Linked DNA regions of Mus musculus: region 2 is linked to region 1. The links are chromatin loops, found by intact Hi-C in ENCODE. Cell type or tissue: gastrocnemius. All regions are shown on one strand. Each heading gives the region's core, and the rest is flanking DNA. Links, peaks and the distances in the headings are about the cores only.

What was found. Peaks named below come from ENCODE experiments on the same cell type or tissue, not always from the same donor. Only the 100,000 strongest peaks of a DNase experiment are listed, where the experiment ranks them.
Region 2: a loop joins it to region 1, with 2.2 times the contacts of the local background. A loop is called at or near these places in 7 of 42 quality-filtered maps.

What each region holds. Positions count from the first base shown.
Region 1 is chr2:35,535,336-35,543,663 of GRCm38, reverse strand. No RefSeq gene overlaps it. Among named protein-coding and RNA genes, the nearest start is that of Gm13446, 19 kb to the left of the region's middle. In gastrocnemius, for the core only: a CTCF peak has its summit at 3,924 (motif pointing left); a DNase peak (open chromatin) is centred at 3,916.
Region 2 is chr2:35,606,221-35,614,548 of GRCm38, reverse strand. It overlaps a transcript of Dab2ip not described here. Among named protein-coding and RNA genes, the nearest start is that of Dab2ip, 12 kb to the left of the region's middle. In gastrocnemius, for the core only: a CTCF peak has its summit at 5,021; DNase peaks (open chromatin) are centred at 2,770, 3,249, 3,866 and 5,014; H3K4me3 peaks cover 2,338 bases; H3K27ac peaks cover 6,915 bases.

The DNA of each region.
Region 1 (8,328 bases), core at 180-8,179:
GAATTTTGTTTTTCTCTTTGCTAACAGTGGAGCAGAAACTAAAAAATATTTTACATATGTAGACATGTGTGAATCATGTTGAATAGAATGTTGTGTGCTTACTGTCTAATTAACGTAAATTTAAAAAATGTATGTGTGGGTCAGGCAGTGCCATACACCTTTAATCCCAGCACTTTAATCCTCTGTCTCTGTGAGACAGAGGCAGGCAGATCTCTGAGTTTGAGGCTATCCTGGTCTTCAGAGTGGCAAGACAAAAATCCTGTCTCAGAAAAAAAAAAAAAAAAAGTATGTGTTTGGGTGTGTGGTATGCAGGCAGGTGTGTGTGTGTGTGTGTGTGTGTGTGTGTGTGTGTGTGTGTGTTCCCATATGTGGGAGTGTTTATCTATAGGTGCACATTTGGAGATCTAAGGCTGACATAGGGAATCTTCCTTCTCATTCACTGAGGCAGTATCTCTCAGATGAACCCACAGCTTGGCCATATGGTAGTTCGTTTAGGCAGCTTGACCCAGCAGTCCCCTGTATCCACCCTTGGAGCCCTAGGATCACAGGCAGCCCACCAGGCCCACCTGGCTCTGAGGGCTTGAGCAGCACCCTCACACTAACAAGCAGGGGCTTTATCCACTGAGCCCCCTTTACATCCAACAACTGAAGTGACTTTTTAAAAAGCGATTTATTTATTTATTTTATATATGCGAGTACACTGTTGTTCTCTTCAGACACACCAGAAGAGGGCATCAGATCTCTTTACAGATGGTTGTGAGCCACCATGTAGTTTCTGGGAAATTGAACTCCAGACCTCTGGAAGAGCAGCCAGTGCTCTTAACCACTGAGCCACCTCTCCAGTCCCAGTAGAAGAGATTTTTATTAGCATTTAAAAAAAATTATCTTTGATGTTTCCTTATGCTTCATATTTAAAAAGTCAAAATGTATTCTACACACACATACACATCCTCTTAAAACTTCATTCCGGGTGGGTTTGGTATTTATATTGATCATATCACTGTGTTATTAATTGTTAGTGTCCCTTTCTATAAGTGGCAATCCTAAAGCCAGCGCAGCACAGCGCACCTTGACTCGTTCAAGTCTAACACTAATGAATGTCGTCACCCTCACCACTGATGCAGGTATGAGGGACCTCGGGCCATTTAAAACCCTATTTACCCCACCTGATTCATGTTCTGGTGTCATCTGGAACCATCTGGTATTTGAGTTCTTTCTATATATCACTCTCCACATGGCATTGTTATTATTATTGTTTTGTACAGACAAATTTGTTTAAATTAAGCAGATATTTTCCTCACTGACGTTTATTCCTTTCTTATCTCCACGTTCCTGGCTGGAACTGTTTCTCAGCCCAGCTCATCACTAATTGTGGCGCTGTGCTAGCGATACATTTGTTATTTGAATGAAAGGTCTGTATTTCACCTTCGCTTTCCATTTTGTATGTATGCACATGTGTGCAGTGTATGGGAGTGCGTGCCTGTAGGAGGATGAGCATGTAGAGGTCAGAGGTCACCATCAGAAGGCTTCAGTTCTCATCATAATGTTTGAAACAGGGTTGCTCACCACTCTAGCCAGCACTCATCGATTGGCTAGACTGATTGGCCTGTGGGCTCTGGGGATCCACCCCGCACTCAGGTTGCAGAGATTTGTGACCGTATGCACGCAGCCTTCATACTTGCATGCTGGCGATACAAACTCATATCCTTGTCCTTGTGGGTCAGGTACTTTACCAACTGAGCCACATCTCCAACACTTTGGAAAGGCACTTTCTTTATGCAGCTATATTATTCCAGGGTGTTAAGAAAGAGAAAAAGAGAACAATAGCGGAGAGACAAAGCCAAATGCACGAACGAGCAACTGCATTACATGTAAGCAGACTACATACTACACTAGAAAGACAAACACCGTCTTATTAGGTTAAAAGCAGCAACAATATGTGATGCTTATAGTGGAGGTGTAATAAGCATGCGGATAAAGAAACAGGGAGAGTGGTGGTGAGCAAGCCTTCTATCAGGCAGACCCCAGCAACAGACCCCCTGCTGAAGCAGGCTATGAAAGAGGAAACCCCTGCTAGACCAGGGAAGAATTGATTTATCAAGTAGATACAATTCTAAATTTTCACAAAACTAGTAACATAGCCTCAAACTATATAAAGCAAAAAAATAAAATAAAATAAAATAATAAAATAAAATAAAATCAAGGGAACTAAAAGAAGAAATGAATATACCTTCTTCCACTGACCACTCTCACATTAAAAAGTAATAAAATCTCACATATCTTTCCGGGCATCATTGGAAATCATTCAGGGTTCTTTAGAGGTTCAGAAACAATGGAATGAATACATCCTTGTATATATTACAGAAATTAAGTCAGTTATATTGAAATGCCAACAATTGTTGAATCTTAGCTGAGAGGCTGAGTGCCCAGCAGGGGCTCAGTCCTTGAGGCTGGATGTCTCCCTTGCTCTGCTCAGAAGCTGGGGGACTCCCACAGTGACTCTCACTGGGGACTCTGGCAGAAGTTGCTCACTCCAAAAGTCAGAGTCCCCATACAGCCTGGAGAGCCACTGGTCCCTAATCAGCTATGGAAACCCTGGCCTGATATCAGTGAAGGAAGCAGGAAGTGGGGGCTGCTGTGAGGAGGGCAAATTCACTGGACAGCAGGAGAGGGAGCAAAGAGCTCGTAATCGTCTTCTCCCATGCTCCTTTTCGTCTGGGCTGCTGCCAGCAGATACCACCCACAGTAGAATGTTCACACCACCACCGGGTAGGGGGACACCCCCACCCCCCAGAGGAAGAATTCATTTCTTCTTTTAGTTCCCTTGATTATGATTTTTTTTTTTTGCTTTACATACTTTGAGGCTATGTTATTAGTTTTGTGCAAATTTAGAATTGTATCTACTTGATAAATCAATTCCTCCCTGGTCTATGTTTAGCAGGGGTTTCCTCTTTCATAGCCTGCTTCAGCAGAGGGTCTGTTCCTGGGGTCTGCCTGATAGAAGGCTTGCTCACCACCACTCTCCCTGTTTCTTTATCCGCGCGCACGCGTGTATGTGTGTGTGTGTGTGTGTGTGTGTGCGCGCGCGCGTGCGCGCACACGCTCTCACACTTGCACAGGAGGCCACTTTGCAGGAGCTTTGGGGGTTTTGTTTGGCTGGCTGGCTGGTTGGTTTGGTTTTTTTGGCTTTTCAAGACAGGGTTTCTCCTGGCTGTCCTGGAACCACTCTGTAGACCAGGCTTGAACTCACAGAGATTTGCCTGCCTCTGCCTCCCCAATGCTGGGATTGAAAGCATGGGTCACCACCCGGCTGGTTGGTTTCTGTTTTGAAACAGAGCCTGCTATGTAGCTTAGGCAAACCTAGAGCTCACTTGTAGACCAGGCTGGCCTCCAGCTTCACATAGTCACCTTGCCTCTGCCTCCTGAGTTCTAGAATTACAGGCAAGGGAGATGGGCTGTTCAGGACCAGAGGGTCTTCCTGCCCAGCTCAGAAATTCATCTGTGGTTAGGCCTGGAAGATCCCCTGGAGATAATTCCCAGGGCCATAGGCAAGCACACCACATGGGAGCCTATCAGAAATGGGTCAGGCCATACTCAGACCCTGACTCAAAGCCTGCTTTCAGAAAAGATGTCTAAGTGACTCCTGCATGAAATTCTCGAAAAATAAAATATTACATTTGTAAAATAGAATAAATCATGTTAATTTAAAAAAAAAAAAAGGTTGAGAAGCTTGCCCTAGTAGCCCTCCTCCCATTTTCTAGACCAGCAAACCGAGGGACAAGACACCTCCCAGGACCAGAGCCTCATCCTTGGGACCCTCATTACAGTCCCAGGCTTCCCTGCCTCTCTGGTTACATGCACTTCAGACTCTTCCCTGAGATTCTTGTTCGGTCTTTGCAAGGCCCACGCGCGCCCCCTGGTGGAATCAGGGGGAAACTTCCTGTCCGAGCCCAAAAGTAGGTAAGAGACTTGGCCCCTGGTTTAAAATCAAGGAATGAGGGCAGAGACCAGAGAACAGCGGGGAGCCTGCAAGTCGGGAAGTAAGTAGAGAGATAACTTTTAGTTTGAACAAAGACTGCAGGGTTGAAGTTGGTCCGAGCATCTTCTCTAAGCCTCTGGGGGATGGGGGCGTCCCCCTACCCTGTGGTGTGAACATTCCACCGCCATGGCAGGAAGTGCTTAATGCAAAGACCGAGGTCATAGCTGCAAAACTGGAGCCCAGGGCCCTGCCCAGGCCTGAGCCACTCTTAAGAGGGTTTTCCCCTCCCGCTGTGCAGAAACAGCTTTAGAGCCTTTCCTTACAAGGAGCCAAGAGGCCCAGAGACTTGTGTATGTTAAAATGCCCAAACAGCTAGTGATGAATGGTCCCTTCCAGGTCTGAGTATGGCTGTGACCTAGTTGTTCAGTAAAACACTGGGTTCCATGTGTCCAGGTCTGAATCAAGGCAGGCCTGGGGCACAGGCCTGTAATCTCAGCCCTTGGAGCAAGGCAGGAAGACTGTGAGTTAGAAGCCAGCCCTGTTATATCCTGAGGCCTTATGCAAACAAGGAAACAAAAGAATTATGCTTAATAAGGGCAGCATCTATGCCTACAAATATGACAACTCTGGATACCTCATGTGAATGAAATCATGCAATATTTACTAATCTGTTTGCTTCATTCCAAAGGTTTGCCCACATTAGAATGCTGTGTTTCCCTAAGGCTGAATAATATACCTGTGTGTGTGTGTGTGTGTGTATGTGTGTGTGTGTGTGTGTGTGTGTGTGTGTGTGTGTATCTTAGGTAAGTGTGTATGTTAGGTGTATTAGTTAGGCTGTCGTTGCTGAAAAGAGCTGTCCATGACAGCTCTTACAAAGGAAAACACTTAATTGTGACTTGGATCAGAGTATCAGAGATTCAATCCATGACCACCATGGTGGGAGGCATGGTGCCATGCCAGCAGACATGGTGCTGGAGAAAGAGCTAAGAGTTCTACATCTTGATCCACAGGCAGCATAAGAGAACTGTGAGCCTTCAGGGCAAGGGCTTGAGCATCTAAGATCTGAAAACCTGCTCCCACAGTGACACACTTCCTCCAATAAGGCTATACCCACTCCAAAACAGCCACACCTCCTAATAGGGCCACTCTCTATGGACCACGTATTCAAACACTCGAATCTACGGGGTCCGTTCCTATTCAAACCACCACAGTCCACACCCTGGTCCTTGTAGACTTGTAGCCATATCATAATGCAGAAATGCATTCAGCCCAAATCCAAAAGTCCTCATGGTCTATCACAGTCTCAACAATGTTTAAAAAGTCCAAAGTTCAAAGTCTTCTCTGAGATTCATGCAATCTCTTGACTGTAATTCTGTATAAAATCCAAGTAAAAAAGCAGATCACATACTCCCAACATACAGTGGCACAGGATACATATTACAGTTCCATAAGGGAGGAAAGCGCACACAGTGAGGAGATACTGGACTGAAAGCCAACTGGGCAAACTCCAAATTCTGCATCTCCATGTCTGACGTCAGATCTCCAACCCCTGTCACCTTCATTGACTGCAGCACACTTCTTTTCCTTGGGCTGGTCCCCTCACTGTGAGCAGTCTTCTCGACAGGTATCCAGGGCTCTGGCATCTCCAACACTTTGGAGTCTGCGAGGTAATCCAGGCTTCACCTTCGAAGCTTCACACAGTGGCCTCTGCTGCACATGGACACCCTGACACATGTCTGACCACAGTGGCTTTTCTTAGCTGAGGTAGCCTCTTTCTCTTCTTTTTGACTCTAAAGCTAGAGCCACGTGACTGAAGCTGCAAAGTTCTTCTGCTTGCTGGGGTTGGGACACGGCCCCTCGTTCAATGACATCTTTACCAGCTTTCTGTTTTCAGTGGTTTCCTTCATTGCCTAAGCTTGGCTGTCTTGGAACTCACCCTGTAGACCAAGCTGGCCTTGAATGCAGAGAATCTGCTTGCCTCTGTCTCCTGAGTGCTGGGATTAAAGGCAAGAACCACCACACCTGGACCTAAACTCTTCTTTAATTCCTTTTTCACAAGTTGGAAGTTTAGCTGGGTGGGAGGTCACCACTCCCTTTATTTCATTTAACATCAGGCTTTTCTTTAATCTGTTTATCTTCTTGAACACAGGATTTAGCTCCATTCCACTTCCTAGTGCTTCTTTTCTCTGAAATCTGTAGGTTTTTGTATTTTTGCTCAGCTTGCTCCTCGTTATTTTAGCTCTTCATAGAAGAGAACACTAGTAATCACACGACAGAGTCTATACTAGGCTATTTTGAGATTTCCGTTGCCAGTGCAATTAATCCAAAACTCAATTTGGCCTCAGGGGGACTTTTTCAAACAAGGGCAAAAACAGCCACATTCTTCACCAAAATATCACAAGAACAGTCTCTAGAATACTAAGATTCCTTTTCTCTGAAACCTCTTGAGCCAGGACCCTACAGTTCAAATCACCCTCAGCATCACTGTCTTTCATGGTCCTACTAGGCTGGCCCTTTAAGCCCCACTTAAAGCATTTGACTGCTTTTCTGATCCAAAATCCCGAATGCCACATTCCTCCAAACAAAAGCATGGTCAGGCCAGTCACAGCAATACCCTTGATACCAAATTGCTTAGTTAGGGTTTCTATTGCTTCAACAAAACACCATGACCAAAAAGCAAGTTGGGGAGGAAAGGGTTTATTAGGCTTACACTTTCCACATTGCTGTTGATCACCAAAGGAAGTCAGGACTGGAACTCAAGCAGGTCAGGAAGCAGGAGCTAATGCAGAGACCATGGAGGGATGTTACTTCCTGGTTTGCTTCCCATGGCTTGCTCAGCCTGCTTTCGTATAGAACCCAGGACCACCAGCCCAGGGATGGCACTACCCATCATTGGCTGGGCCCTCCTCCATTGGTCACTAATTAAGAAATTGCCTTACAGCTGGATCTCATGGAGGCATTTCCTCAAGCAAGGCTCCTTCTTCTCTGATGATTCTAGCTTGTGTCAAGCTGACACACAAAACCAGCCAGTACAGTACAGTAGATGAGGAAAAATACATTTTATAACACTGAGGAACTAACCCAGGTCTATAGTAAGCAATTGTTGTACCATGAGACACATTCCTCCCCTGGTTTTCGTGTGTGTGTGTGTGTGTGTGTGTGTGTGTGTGGTGTATATTGAGGGTGGGAGGAGTGTGTACGAATATGTGAGCACATGTGTGTGCGTGCATGTGGAGGATCAAGGCTGACATCAGAAGTCTTCCCTTTAGTAATTGAGGCAAAGTCTTTCAGTTGGACCCAGAGCAACAGACACAGTCAGTCTGGCTTGCTCCAGGGATTCCACCTCCACCTGAGTGCTGGGATCACAGACTAAGCTGCCACCTTCCCCAGCATTCACGACTGTTCTGGAAATCCAAACCCCAGTCCTCACACAGGGCAAGTAACTTAGCCACTGAGCCATCTTCTCAGCTTGCCATCTTATTTTTTTTTTTTTTTTTTTTTGAGACAAGGTCTCTCACTGAATATGCAGAAGACTATTTCAGCTAGACTGACTGATCAGTGAGCCCTTTGGATATGCCAGTCTCTACCCCATGTGGTGGTTTGACTGAGAATATATACTCGAGTACCTGCTGCTCAGTTGGGAACAATTTGGGAAGGATTAGGAGGGGTGTCCTTGTTGGAGGAGGTGTGTCACTGGAGGTAAGCTCTGAGACTTCAAAAGACTCACTAGATTATAGTGATCTCTCTCTCTCTCTCTCTCTCTCTCTCTCTCTCTCTCTCTCTCTCTCTCCCCTCTCCTTCACCCTCACTCTGCCTCCTGCTTTTAGATGAAGATGTGAACTCTCTGCTGCTCCAGCCAACAGCATGCTTCCAATCATGGACACTACCTCCCCTCCCCCAATCAAAAGTCCAGTGGAACTTACTTCCTTTGTAAGTTGTCTTGACTATAGTGCTTTATCACAAAAATAGGAAAGTAACTAAGATGTCCCCAACACAAGATGTGTGCTACCTTGCCTGGATATTAAGTGGGTGTTGTGATGTAGACTCAGTTCCTCGTGCTTGGCATTTTTGTCAGTATTCTGTCTGTTTCATTGTTGTGAAAAGACAGTGTGGCCATGGCAACTTTTATAAAACATTTAACAGGGGCTGACTTACAGTGTTAGAGGTTTAGTCTATTGTCACAGTGAGGAGCATGGTGGCACTCAGGCAGACAACGTGCTGGGGAAGCAGCTGATAGTTCTACGTCTGGACACAAAGGCAGCAGAAGGAGACACTGGAACTGGCTTGGGCTTTTGAAACCCCACAACCCATACCCAGAGACACAATTCCTCCAGCAAGGCAAGGCCACA
Region 2 (8,328 bases), core at 45-8,044, 71 kb before region 1:
TTAGGCCAGGGTACATTCCTGACTCTTTGTAAGATTGATTGGAAGTCAGCATTTAGTGAGTGGATGAATGAATGAATGAATGAATGAATGCCTTTCCTTTGCCATTTGTCTTTGATCAGATCTCCAGGTCAAGCTCTTGCTTCCTTGTTGGTCAGGCTACACTTTGAGGGCTTGTGAACAATGAGTGTCTGTGTTCAGTCTGAGGGAAGTAGGTAGGAGCCACTGAAGGTGCTGAGGCAGGGGCCAGCTTCACAGGAACCACGACTGTTTCCTGGGGATGCCCCTGAGCTCACAGCTGGCACAGTAAGACCAGGAGGGAGTTAAATGCAGCTTCTTGCCTCCTTCACCCCTCAAGTCCCCTTGAGAGTGAGAACAATGAAGACCTGCCCCCACCCTGGGAACAGCATTTTGCCTGGAAATTCTACCAGGGGTAAGGGGAAGGGCGGGCCCTACAGTTTCAGTGCCTGCTCAAACAGGAAGAAGCGGAAAGTCTGGGGCCAAGGAAAACAAGTTCAAGGTCACCCTGGAAACCAGCAAGCCCATGGCTAGCCTTGTACATTTCCCCAGATGAATCTCTTCTAGTGATTAACACTTGACACACATGAATACAAAGAAAGCACGGTTCAGGACCACCCACAAGGCACGAGAGAAGGTACAACTTGCCCAGCCACTTCTGCCATACCTTCAGAGCCCAGAGACTCACTACACCGTCTCCCAGGGAAGGTTCCACACACAGAGGCTGAAAAGGGTCTTGGGGGACTTGATGGCTATCCCACCCTCCAGCCAGGGCACGGGACTGGGGACTCTCCAGGGTCCTCCCTATTCCCAGCAACAGGCCACAGATGCAGGCTCCACAAGGAGGCAGCCAGTGGTAGAGACAGGCAGGTGTTTGGGCTCCCAACCCACCATCAGATCCCTCTTGACTATAATGCTGAGGCAGGGGGCTGACCTCTGGCTAGCCTTCTCTAAAAGCCCAGAAGACAAAGGCAAGAGCCCTGAAGCAGCCTCAGTGCCACTGAGCCCCTTTGCACCAGGGACATATGGGTTACAGACACCTCAGCACGGCCCCTTAAACACCTTGGCTCCCTTCCTTTTCCCCGGGAAGCTGGAAGGTAATGCTAGAGCTCTCTGAACCTGCTCCCTCTGACCTAAGCTCTGTGAGTGTTCCTCTCTGAGTCCACTTACACTGGCTCTATGCATATACAGTCCCCGCTCTTCTCTGCAACCTGTGAGCTCTTTCACAGGCCAGCCAGGACAGCAACTACTCAGCAGCCAGGAACATAGCCAGTGTGTCCCGCCCCTTGCCAGGTGTGTCACCCTAAGACGAAGTCCTTGTCCAGTTCCTCAGTCCTGGGGCTTGAGGGTGGCCTAGGGGAGAGTGTTAGAACGCAGATGCCCAGGCCCACCCCAGAGTCTGGTTTAGCCAGTCTAGGGAAGGGTTCAGGAATATGACTGATTTTTTTCCCCTCTTTTAGACAAGGTCTCCCTCTGCAGAATGAGAACTTCCTGACCCTACTGGAGACCCTGCCTCACTGCTCAGGCACTGAGAGTACAAACACAAGCTTCCATGCTGGGTTGGGGACTACCCGGGGTCCTAGACTCTCCTGCAAGAGGAGATGGGCTGCTGGAAGCTTCTGAAGGTCACACCTGTTGCCGTCTAAGTTCTGTGTAGAGCTCTCAGCAGAAATGAATTTACAGCATTTTCTGTACCTCAGCACCCGTATGGCCAAGCAGATAAGGTTTCTAAACCTCACAGCGTAGAAGGACCAAGTGAAGCTTGCAACAGTTTGCAGGGCTCCCCACTGATGCCCCAGGCTCCCCAAAAGTGGTTTGGAGGGAGGGGCCTAGCAGGTCAGCTCAGGCCAGGAAGCACCCTGACTGGCCCACATTGTCCTGGTCTCTGTGTTCCCTGACTTGACCAGGTCTTGGGCTGATTAAAATATCCCTTTACAGCTCCGATGGGCATGGTGTTCCCTTACAAAACTAGGAGAAGCACAGGCTCACGCAAGCACTGCCAAGCAGGCCATGGACCCTGGGCTCCTTCCTCCCGAGATGAACAGAGTTGGCTCAAGGGAGGTCAACCTTGCCAGGAGAAACCAAGGACTAGCGGGGATGCCATGAGCAAGGTCCCACAGTCCACACTTACGAGTCCAGTACAGTACTCACTCGCTGCCAGGCAGTGTTTATTCGGCAAGCCCTTATAAGGCCCTCTGGGGTGGACACAGGACTCTCTCAGTCATAGGCAGAAGGCTAGTGAGTAACAGAAACTCGGTTTCTACAGCCTGTCTCCTGCTAGAGCTCCGTGCTGCCCGATAACTCTTGTCTTTTGTCTCCAGGTTACTAAGCTGCGATGAGAGTGTGGCTGCTTGCAAATCCATGTTTTTTAGCAACAAGGCTGAGGGTGTCCAGGTCGGGTCCTAGCCAGTGCTCATTGGGAATCACCACAACCAGCTTCCCCACAGCTCTCTGTCCTTCCACCTGTCCCAGCCCCATCGGTCAGTCCCTCCTGCAGTCTCCCTGTGACTCAAGCAAGGTTCCTTAGATGTGACTCTTGCAATCTTGACTAGCTCTGTCTATGAACCTCTCCACTTTCACAGAAATCACCCAGGGCCATGGCGGCACCACATCTTTCTCTTCTTGCTCTGGAGATTGCCATATCCCTCAGTGATTCCCCACACACAAGCCACCCTCCCCCATCTAGAGTCTATTCTGTATTCAGCAAGCAGAGTGGGCGGGTGTGTCGAACTCTCTTGCCAACCCCAGGCCTGCTGGGGCATCTTTTCTGGCATACCTCTCTCAAGTGGCCTGACTAATCCCAATCACCCTTCCTTTCCACAAAAGCCACTGCTGCCTTTGCCAGCTCCATACCAGCCTCTTCTCCCAGGCACACTCCCTTCCTCAGCGCACTGTACAGAGAGACTCTACATCTGTCTCTGCTGCACATCTGTGGTTCTCCTTGAGGGTCAGGTCCCTGACTACCTGGCAACTTCAGGCCCCAGTGGTGAAAGCCACGTGACTGATGACAATTGGGAGGTGAGTGGGCCTATTCAGTACATGTGTGCACATGTCTGTGTACTTTGGAGCCCCTCAGCCCTGGGCATCGTGAACCCCCTGAGCACTCAGCAAAGCCAGGCCAGAGGCTCTGCACCACCACCCCAGCTCAGAAATTATCCGTTTCCTCCTCTCTTTCCATGATTCATAACCCATCAAATACACCTCCCCACTATCTTCACAAGAGTGCCGCCTTTCTGCCATTTAATAATGCATTTGGCTCGCTGCTCCTCTCCCAGGAGAAACCGAACGCTTGGCTCCCATTCCGCACAAGCCAGGAGCCATGTGTCACTCAGGAGCTGACTTCAGACCTGAACCTTGAGCCCCTCATTTGGGCTCCCTGGGCAGGGCCCTGCTGGTCTTGCAGACCCCTTGCCTTCACCTATCTGCTGAGAAGTCCTGGTGCCCACAGGTCTCTCAAGGTTTGCTCTGAGGCAGGAGTCTGACTCCAGTTCTTCCTGCACCAGCCCCACATAGGCCAAGGCTGCGCTCTAGGTTCAGATGCGGCAGAGACATAAGGCATTGGAGCCAGTGTCTAAATGTATGGTCTCATTTCAATTTCACAAAACCCTTTAGAAGCCAAAGGGCCAATTGCAACCATTCTACAGTAGGGAAATGCCTCTGAGACAGACAGCTTCCCTGAGGCTGTACTGCAAGCAGATGGTGGCTTCCTGGGGATGGGGGTGGAGGCACACTGGAGGGAAGAGATCTAGAAGTTGCAGGGAGCATAGGCTCCAAGCTGAGCAGTGCAGGCAGAGAGAGCCCAAGGGATTAGGGGCTGGCAACCGAGGGCTGCAACCTCACCTTTTGTGTTATATGGGGCAAGTCCCCTGATTCACTGGCTGGACTCCCAACTCTGCTCCACAGACAGGCTTCCTCCCAGGACTAACAATCACGTGACTAGATGAGGCAACACGTGGGAAGCCGCCTGTAAACTGTCCAGTCCCAGGTAACGTCATTTTTGCGAGTCAGGACGGCAGACTCCAGACAGGATTATGAAAAACCTGCAGGGAAGCCCTGGCCTCTCCAGGTGACAGAGGACCCAAACGCTCAGGCCCCGGGAGAAGGTAAAGCCCCCTCCTCAGACCACAAGCAACCTTCCCCACCTTCACCCCCTGCTCAGCACAGGTCCCCGCCCCCTGTCAGTCACTGGGTCTGGTCCCCTCCCCCTCCTGCTCTGTATGTAAAGTTTCTGCTTCTACTTTATAGTTTCCGTGGCAACCACCTCTCATTTTTATTGTCTTCCTCTCCTCCTACACTTTGACATCTTGGGCTCAAGGGAGAAGAGGAATGAGGGGTAGGGGGTCTGGACAAGAGAAAAAACATAGCAAGATGCGGGGCTGGGGATGACCTCTGACCTGAGGACCAGCCTGGAGAGGACTCACAGAGGAGCCTGTATTGTGCCATGTATCTGAGGCCCTGCAGGCATCCCCACTGGCCTCCCACTAGTGTGTCTTCACTCATGAGACACCCTGCCCTCTCTACATCAGGACACCTTCCCTTCACCAAGGCCAGACTTTAAAGCCCCCACTCACAGAAGTCACTATTACACCAGCTGTCCTTGGTGTGCCTGCCTCTCACCATCCGACCTCTCTCAGCCTCCCTGCAGCAGGCAAGGCTAACAGTTTCTCCCTTCATCCTGTATCTCCAGAGCTCTTCAGGAGCCAGCACACTGTACGCAGGTCCTCAGAAGCCTGAGGATTCCCATCTCCATTCTGTCAACTCCAGCCTTGAGCCTCCCCACATTCGACTAGAACGCAGCATCCCTGGCGATAAATCCAGACTAAGTTGGAACCCACTTCCTCATGGGCTACGGGAGGCTGAAGTGAGTTCACGGGGCTGAAGGAGCCTGGCATGTTCTCTAGCGCATGTGGGATCTGGTATTATTTTTAGGCACTGAGTCAGGGCCATCTAGTGAACAGCCCAGAGGCCTCCCTGACCCACATGCTCTCAGTGGCTCTCTCTCTCCACCTGCTGATCTCCTGAGGCATCGATGCCAGCCTGCAGCCAGTTCCAGAGCAAAGCTCTGCCTAGCTCCGGCTCTGCACACAAGCCCCCTCCCACTCACAGGCACGTGCCTACACTTAGGCACACCCACATGTTCATACACGGATACACACCCGTCCACCCTAACATTCACACTCACGTGCATATGTATGGGTGTGCATCCACAGGCACACTCCATGGCTTCACCAGAGCCCAGTATGAAGCTCTCTAGGGAGGGACAACACTCTGAGGCTCCCGTAAGCAACAGCAGAGGGTAGCCCCACCATAGGGTAAGCATGCTGACAGAAGCTTCTGGAAAGCTGTAGCACCGGGATCCTTCCTCCTGGGTCTCCCCACCCCACATCCACCAATGTAAGGCCTCCCTCCTTCCCCGTGGGGCTGACCATGAGTCCCAACTTCACGGCCAGCCCGGACCTGCACATTATTCTTTCCAAATGGCACACTTGCCTAGGCTTGTGCTAGGACAGGTGTGGCTGGTGACAATGCACAGGGGTTACCCAAGGCCACAGTGTCTCAGCTTGGGGTTCCTATGCCGAAGGAATTCCCCCCCCACCCGCAAAGACCTACTCTGTCAGGCATTAGCAGAGAGAGGGGGAAAAACCTCAACATGAAACCCAATGAGGTCTAGTCAGGCCAGTCACAGCCTCTGCCCCATACTTCTGTACTCATGTGTGATCTCTCTCTCTCTCTCTCTCTCTCTCTTTCTCTCTCTCTCTCTCTCTATCTCTATCTCTCTCTCTCCTATCTCAATGCTCCAGGATTCCCACAACTGCCCTTGGGATGTAGTACCTACCCTGAAGTAAATGGGGGGGGGCAACCCCAGGACCTGGTACTTGAAAGCCCAGGCAAGTTCTAATATGGTCTGGGAAGGGAGATTATGTGTCCCCAAGAGGAGTCCACTATAGTCCTTGTCCCTAGAAAGCTGACACTTTAGTGGCATATGAGGGTTCCCACAGGTGTAGGCAGACAGGGACAGAGGCTGAGGAGACAAAAAAAGCAGAAAGAAGTAACTAACAACTGTTCACGTGGGGGTGGGATAGGATGGGGTGGTAACCCAGGAAGGCTTCCCAGAGGAGGTAGCATGTGAGCTACCTGGCTAGGATTCTGACAGGCAGTTGGCATGGGATATAAGGTGAGCATACTGAGATTTCTTTTTTTTAAAATAGGCTTTTATGTAGCCCAAGCTAGCCTTAAATTCATTATGTAGCTGAGGAAAACCTTGAGCCTTTGGATGCTGGGATTATAGGTCTATGCCACTAAGCCTGGTGTTGTGCAGTGCTGGCAAGCACTGTATCCGATGAGCCATCTCACCAAGCCAGAGCTGAGGTCTGCAGAAGCCTCCCGGCAAATGTCCCCTTCTAGACCGCACTGACGATTTGGGCTTAAGGGTGCTAGTCCGGTCTCATTCATCGGATCACTTAGACCACAGGGGTGCTAACTGTTCCAGAAAGAGGCATTTTCAGGCCAGGTCCTGAGGCTGCCTCTGCCACAGACAGTAGCCCAAGAGTGTCACCGTAGGGTAGAGCCTGACAGGTTTTCAACTCCTACAGGAAAGAGTGTCTTTGAATTACCTGTACAACCTATTCCCGTATTTCACACCACGATGCGGTCAGCCAGGAAGTTCTTCCCCATATCTAACCTACATCTCTCTTGCTGAAATGTACACCCACCTTGCTGTGGAGACAGGAATAACAAAGGCCAGAAGCTGAAATGCCTCACTGGGCAGTCAGACAGCAAGGAAGGGGGTGGGGGTGGGGTCAGTGGGCAGAGATACAACCCCTGGCGCTGAGGAGAATGGACAAGGCCCTCTTTGTGTGCATGATTAATTTATAGGCCTGGGGAGGGCCACGGGAACGTCCTGCGCTGGACCTCAGAGGCTTCCCTGACCCAATTTAGAAGCTGTGTTTATTGTGTCGCTCATGTCAAACCTTCCCGAAGAGGTCTCTATCCCCAGCGTGCTCATGAATTTTCCGGGGGTTTAATCATGCACAATCTGAGAGCAATTTATTAAGAAGATTAAAGCCCCCAAATATGCTTCCGCATGGCAAATTGATCGTCCACCACGGGCAGACGTCCCCCGGCAGAAAGGTCCTTCCGCAAAGTGAATGTGGAAGGCTACAACCAGGGAAGAGGGAGAGTTGTGGGGTGTGGGGTCCCCAAATCAGAGTCGAGGCCAACTGTGTGGGAAAAGGGCATAAAGGACTGCAGGCCAAGGACGTAGCTCACTTGGTACGGGGCTTGCCTGGCATGCATGCGATCCTGGTCCCATCCCCAGCACCTGATAAGCCAGATCCATCTTTGGCCACACAGAGAGGTTGAGGCCGACCTGGGCTACATGAGGCCCTAGCTCAAAAACAAAACAAAAACCAAAACAAAAGAACCCCAGAAGGAAAGAGTGTGAGCAGTGCTCAGAGCCACATCCTGGATTTAAAGACAGTCCATCACTCACAGCCAGTGTCTCCAGTATTTCTCCTCCATGAAGCCCTCTGGGCCACTCACAGTAAGACGGGGATCTAATCCCTCCTTGCAGTTCCTAATGCCCCATCTGAGCCCCTTACTTTCCCACCCTGACCCTGAGCCTCCTGGAGGAGAAGCCCAGGGTTAGGTCCCCCTACCAGGAGGGGGAATTTTCATTCCCACCCTTCCTGGGATGGGGAGCAGCATGGGCCTCACTACAGTAAAGCTGAGTAGAAGACAGGAAGGAGGGGTGGGGTCCCAGCTGGAGTCCTTGGAGGCTTTGGGGAAGATGGCTGCTAAAACCCTGATCTGACCTCAGATGCCAATCGTGCCGCCACAGCCTCAGTGTTTGTCTGATACCTCAGGCCTGGCCTCGCCTCTCCTGACCCTCCTCTCATCTAGGATGCTACCCAGCACATGTTTGTTTCTCTCAGATAATGAATGAGCTAAGCTGAGGGAAACCTGAGCATCCTTGGAGCCAGGTTCTACGCTGAGCTCTAGTGCCCATCTCTGCGCTCGCATACAACCCTACAGGTTGTGTGCTGTTTCCACCTTAAACCTCCCACGAATAACTGATGTACCTGTGCCAGGAAGCAGAGAATGGCTCAAACCCAGAGCCTAACCCAGTACCTCCCACCTTAGTCTTTAGCTGGGACGCCTTTGTCCCCATGAGGACTGTTAGTGGGGCTCAGATCCACTCCAGATCTCTTAGCTAGCCTTCTGCCTCAGTCCCTCTTGTCCTTTCAAGATCAAGGCGTGACCTTGACACAAAAAGCCTGGTCCCCGGACTGCCAGTCCAGATCCAAGCTTCTC